2 separate regions of the Homo sapiens genome follow, and region 2 is linked to region 1. A link is an interaction called in ENCODE POLR2A ChIA-PET data of the cell type or tissue named here. Cell type or tissue: OCI-LY7. All regions are shown on one strand. Links, peaks and the distances in the headings refer to the core of each region. The heading gives the core; the rest is flanking DNA. Region 1 overlaps MAP4 (microtubule associated protein 4). Region 2 overlaps SMARCC1 (SWI/SNF related BAF chromatin remodeling complex subunit C1).

Region 1 (2,815 bases), core at 53-2,552:
ACTACAGGTAAGTGATTCCCAGGATTCCCCAAATGTGTAGGTGATGCACTTACAATGAACACCTTGATAATCTCCTTTGAAGAGCATTATTAATGGAAGCATATGAATTATTTCTGAGGGTGGTAGTGTTCTTGTTGGAGGTATTTAAACCCAGGACATTGCCATGTAAAATCTCCAACAATGGAAGGAGAATAATGAGTTTGCTTTGATATTTTTTGAATATTTATTGGAGCTGTACCACACAAGAACTGGATCAACCTTAAAATACTTTTGTAGATGCAGAATAATGATCACCAAAATATGTTACATGGGAGGAATTTGGCCACTACAACTCTTAAAACAGCAGGTCTGTTCCCTGAATCACATTGCGTTTAGCTTTCTACAGTTCAATGTTAGGAAGCCAGTGAACAACAAATTAGGAGTTATTTATTTTGCCCCCAGTGTGTTTCCTTTATCTTTCCCTTAACTGTTGCTTTTGAAATTTACTTCTAATTAAACTCTTAGCTCTTTACTAGGGTTTTGATATTCTTTCAGTTAGCATTGAGTTTCTGTGGGTTCCTGTCTCATAACCAGCACCAACCCCCTGCCCCAATGTCTTTGTAGTGAGCAAAATTCTCAAAGCAGTAGCAGGAGTCCCAGGGATATACTATATAAATATTTTCTTAAGTAGCTGATGTGAGAGTTGCGTGTTTTATTTTCATAAATACCTGCATTTACTTTGCAGTTGTGATCAGGCCAACACTGCTAACCCAAATGAGTTGACTTCTAATGATCAATCCCATTGTTTCCTGCAAGTGTGCTCTTAACTGGGCCATACATTTGATTCATATTATTGCAGTGGAGGTAGTTACTAGATTTGTCATATTTCTGTATTTCTCTTATATGCATACCTCAGCTATGAGAAGCCCTTCTGTGAGGCACCACAGTATTTCTCTTTTTCTAAGGCTTCCAGAAAGCCTTCTGTTAGCAATAGCAGCTATTCTAGGATTTATTCTTTATTCTATGACCATAGGAAAGTTGTATATATCTTTATACATCAGATTTTTTGATGACCAAGTTCTTTTTGTTGTGAATGTTTACCAAGTGACATATACATCCTTATTAGCAACTTAATAAATTAGGAACTCTTTACTTTAGAAGCTAGAAACAACCAGAAATGCCACTTTATCTTCCAGTTTTGTGAATTGATGTTTTTGTATTTCTTTGATAATCTCAGTCAAATGTAGTATTGACTTTCTGTGTCTGCTTTGAAAGCAGTCATCTATGTGATGTGGTTTTTAAGAAAACATTTATGCAAATATCCCTGTGATTAAAGGAGAAGTTTGAACATGAACTTTTAAAAAATGAGTAAATTCAGCTTTCTTTAAGCAGGAACCAGTTAACCAGGGTAAGGAAAGGCTGGAGGGGATTGACTTGATTAGGCAGTTGAAAGAGTGGATGCCATTTTCATCCAGGAAGGAAACAACTACAAAAACGAGTAGATTTCTTCTCCAGTAGGAAGTCATGCCTGACCAGAAGAGACTCAAACTCTGTGTAGCAGGTGCTTACCGCTGCCAGGCCTTAGTAGTACAGAATAGAAGGGTAAAAACTGTATCCTGGCCCTCACTGTTTCAGGATTCCCTTGTGACAAAAAAGAACCTGGCTCTTTATGAACTACCCAGTGGCATTATGAGAGTAGGTCGTTCTGTTCTTGGATACCTCTCTGCCCTTAGGTAGCATATAGTTTGCACACCTGGATTGAGTTTTGAATTGAACCACTTAACTGTATTAAAATAGATACTAGGCCGGGCGCGGTGGCTCACGCCTGTAATCCCAGCACTTTGGGAGACCGAGGCGGGCGGATCACCTGAGGTTGGGAGTTTGAGACCAGCCTAGCCAATATGGTGAAACCCCATCTCTGCTAAAAATACAAAAATTAGCTGGACGTGGTGGCACGTGCCTGTAGTCCCAGCTACTTGGGAGGCTGAGGCAGAAGAATCGCTTGAACCCAGGAGGCGGAGGTTTCAGTGAGCCGAGATCGCACCACTGCACTCCAGCCTGGTCAACAGAGCAAGACTCCGTCTCAAAAAAAAAAAAAAAGATACTTTACTGAAAATATGCATGTTTTATTTGGGGAGGGAAGGTGGAGGGAGGGGATGGCAGTGCATGTTTTTGGAGCATGTGGTGACTTCATTCTAATTTGGCCATCACTACCTGGAGCATCTAACTCAATGCCATTTTGAAAATTCCCATTTCTGTTTCCTTCAGAATGTTATCTATAGTCCCGAGAGCAAACCAGCTTCATTAATAGCTTTGGTTTATGAGCATCTTGTGATATTGAACTTGCTGTTTACTAATGACCTGTGCTTTTCCACCCTTTTCTTCCCCTTCCTACTTCTTCCTCCCTCTCTATTTTTCTCCTCCTAGAAGCCTAGCGTGTCTCTCAACACTGGGGCTGCTGCAACACCAGACCAGTGATCTTTCCTAAGCATCGTTATACTTCTAAAACCTTCAGCATTTTGCAGAGCTTTGCTTTTCATTCCTGGACATGATGTAGAAGAAACTGAGGGTAGTTCTTCGGGGCCTATTTCTGCTGATGCCTGAGCAAACAACCTGCTTCCTCTTGTGCTCTGCAGGGTTTGATGGAGCCTCATTTCCCTTTGTGAACACAAAGTGCAAAATGAATTCTTTTTAATTTTAGTAATTTTTACAAAGGTTATCTAATGTCTTTTATTTCTTGTTTTCTTTATGATTTTATCATTTGATTCATTCTCACATTTTTTTCCTTTAAATATTTTTAGTTGACCTTTTTCCTTTGGTTTTCAAATGTTCAACA
Region 2 (2,815 bases), core at 88-2,587, 350 kb after region 1:
ACATGCACCACCACACCCAGCTAATTTTTTAATTTTTAGTAGAGACAGGGTTTTTGCTGTGTTGGCCGGGCTGGTCTCGAACTCCTGATCTCATGTGATCTGCCCACCTAGGCCTCCCAAAAGTGCTGAGATTACAGGCGTGAGCCACCACGGCTGACCAATGACCTGCAGTTTTAAAAGGAAATATTTTGGTATTATTTTATTGAATAACACTTAAGGACCCCCTTTCCACCTACCGCTCCCCCCACCAAGTTCCTGCATAAATCTCAAAAAAAAAAAAATACCAGAAACATTTTCTTTCAAACCAGCTGAGTTCTAGGAGTCATATTCTCATAAAAATAGACCAGAAATTGATAACATTATTATCTTCAAAGGAAGAGTTACTGATGTATAGCTGACAGAAGTGAGGGGGAGACTTACTTTTTATTTTATACCTCTTTGTAACTTTTCAGTTTATATCGTGCGCATAAATTTTTTTGTTCAAAAATATAAATTGTATAACATTGTACAATGATAATGCCTTAAATTACATAATATTTATTTAAAGTTTTGGTGTCATTGATGTAGCTCATTGTAGTTTAGGGTGGCAGACATGATCATTAATAGCTATAAAACCTCATTGTCACCTCTTGTCTACATTTCTGAATCTTTTTGCAAATGGGTCTCCATATTTGTAAAACTACAGTTTTTGTTTTCAACTGTAAATGAATGAAAAATTAGGCTTTCGTCTAAGTGTTAGGTCTCAGCATAGTTCCCAAAAGCCTGTATTAAGTTGCATGGTTGCTCCTAGGTTCTCTGGGAAACCTAAGATCATTAAGAGATCAGTAAAATAGCCACTCCATGCTATTTCTTAAGACCTTGGTAAGATGCGTGCTGTGACACACACAGCTGTGGCTTGTCACAGCTACTCAGTTGGCTTAGGCAGAAGGATCACTTGAGCCCAGGAGTTGGAGGCCAGCCTGGGCAACATAGGTTTTTTTTTTTTTTTTATGAAGAACCCTGCTTCTTTAAAAAAAAAAAAAAAAAAAAAAGCCTTGTGTAGAAGCAAGATAAACACATAAATTCAGCAGACATAATAAAAGTGAATGAAAAATGGTGCTGGGAGTTTGCTGGGAAAGTTCTTGGATGACGTCTATAGAGGGTGGGATTGATTACTAGCTAGTAGTTAGGGTCTTAAGCAGATATAAGTAATGTGGCATCTTCCTGTTTGTGCTGTTGAGTTGGCAGGAAGCATTCACCATCAGTCTTGTGGCAAAGGAGTGAGTCTTCCAGAGTACCTTTCTGTTTAGTACTGTATTTATTTTTCCAGCTATGGACTTGGACCTGGAATTACAGATCAAATATTGTTTTCCCCTTTGTTTCCACACATGAGGTCTGCTCACCAAAGAGAAGGGAGAGGCTTTGTATAAGAGTGTCAGGTGCTGTCCTCAGCAGCCTGCCTGCCTGCCCACCCCTAGAAAAGTTTTAGGGAGGAAAGGATAGTGAGGGGACAGACCGAGTGCCAGGATGGGGTGGTAGGTGGCAAAGTACCTCCTGTCCTCATCTTTGGCCCATCAGGGTCCTGGTTTGCCCTCTCCTTCTTGATAGCCCTTTTGAAGGTAGTAGTTTACCACATGAGGCATTTCCTTTAATCTTTTAAGGGTTGATTTATCTCTATAAGGACCAGAAATTCAGAGACAGTTATTTTAGATTGTACGTTACAAAGGAGACATATAGGGTACCATTGTAAATTATATAATCTCTACTTTGAATATTGTCAGCATTTTCTTAATGTTCTTTAAGCAAATGTTTACCTAAATAGCTTGAATGATCTTGTACCCTTAGCACCTGGCTGCAGTGGAAGAAAGAAAGATCAAGTCCCTGGTAGCTCTCTTGGTTGAGACACAAATGAAGAAACTAGAGATCAAACTTCGACATTTTGAAGAGCTGGAAACTATCATGGACAGAGAGAAAGAAGCTGTAAGTATTTGGAATTTTTTAGTGGCTTTTTCACAATTAAACCTTGGTCACTTTTCACAAAACAAGTTAGATAAAATAAATGGTAGCCTGTTCTCTTGGTCTCCATGGCTAACTTCTGTCCTTTTTTCTGTGTTTGATTTGCCCTTTCAAAAGGATTGTTAGCCAGTGATGTTAAATAAAAGGCACTCTGTTAACTCTCTAAAGTGAATTATCTAAATCTCAGCTTCTTGTGCGTGTTGGCTGTGAAGATACATGATGATATTAAATTCTTCACTCTACAAAACTTAGATCTTAGAGTTATTTCATTACCTACTTGTTACCAATAAAGTAGAAACTGTATAACTCTATTATCTGAGTCAGGGATTTTCTTTCTTTTTTTTTTTTTTTTAAAGTTTTAATTTTTATTTTAGATTCAGAGGTACTTGTGCAGGTTTGTTACATGGATATATTGTATGATGCTTAGGTTTAAGCTTCTATTGAAGCTGTCACCCAAATAGTTAACATAGTACCAATATGTAGCTTTTCAGTCTTTCACCCTTTTCTCCTCTTCCCCTTTTGGAGTCACCAGTGTCTATTGTTTCCATGTTTATGTCTGTGTATACACAGTGTTTAGCTCCCACTTAAAACTGAGAACATGTGGCATTTTTTGCTTCCGGGTTAATTCACTTAGAATAATGGCCTCCAGCTGCATCTATGGTGGTGCAAGGGACATAATTTCATTCTTTTTTTTATTGCTGTGTAGTATTTCATAGTATATATGTACCACATTTTCTTTATCCAGTCCACTATTGATGGGCACCTAGTTTGATTTCATGTCTTCGCTATTGCGAATGGAGCTGCAATAAACATGCATGTG

Evidence for each region. Peaks named below come from ENCODE experiments on the same cell type or tissue, not always from the same donor. Only the 100,000 strongest peaks of a DNase experiment are listed, where the experiment ranks them.
Region 2: POLR2A ChIA-PET joins it to region 1 with 8 read pairs; 2 of 35 experiments call an interaction of 5 or more read pairs at or near these places.

The regions. Positions count from the first base shown.
Region 1 is chr3:47,975,057-47,977,871 of GRCh38, reverse strand. It overlaps MAP4 (microtubule associated protein 4), which reads left to right. Exons shown (of 21, transcript NM_001385682.1): 3 at 1-7. Among named protein-coding and RNA genes, the nearest start is that of MAP4, 40 kb to the left of the region's middle. In OCI-LY7, for the core only: no CTCF peak of the experiment used is centred there; a DNase peak (open chromatin) is centred at 1,521; H3K4me3 peaks cover 849 bases; H3K27ac peaks cover 1,084 bases.
Region 2 is chr3:47,621,351-47,624,165 of GRCh38, reverse strand. SMARCC1 (SWI/SNF related BAF chromatin remodeling complex subunit C1) reads left to right here. Exons shown (of 28, transcript NM_003074.4): 25 at 1,825-1,959. Among named protein-coding and RNA genes, the nearest start is that of SNORD146, 39 kb to the left of the region's middle. In OCI-LY7, for the core only: no CTCF peak of the experiment used is centred there; no DNase peak of the experiment used is centred there.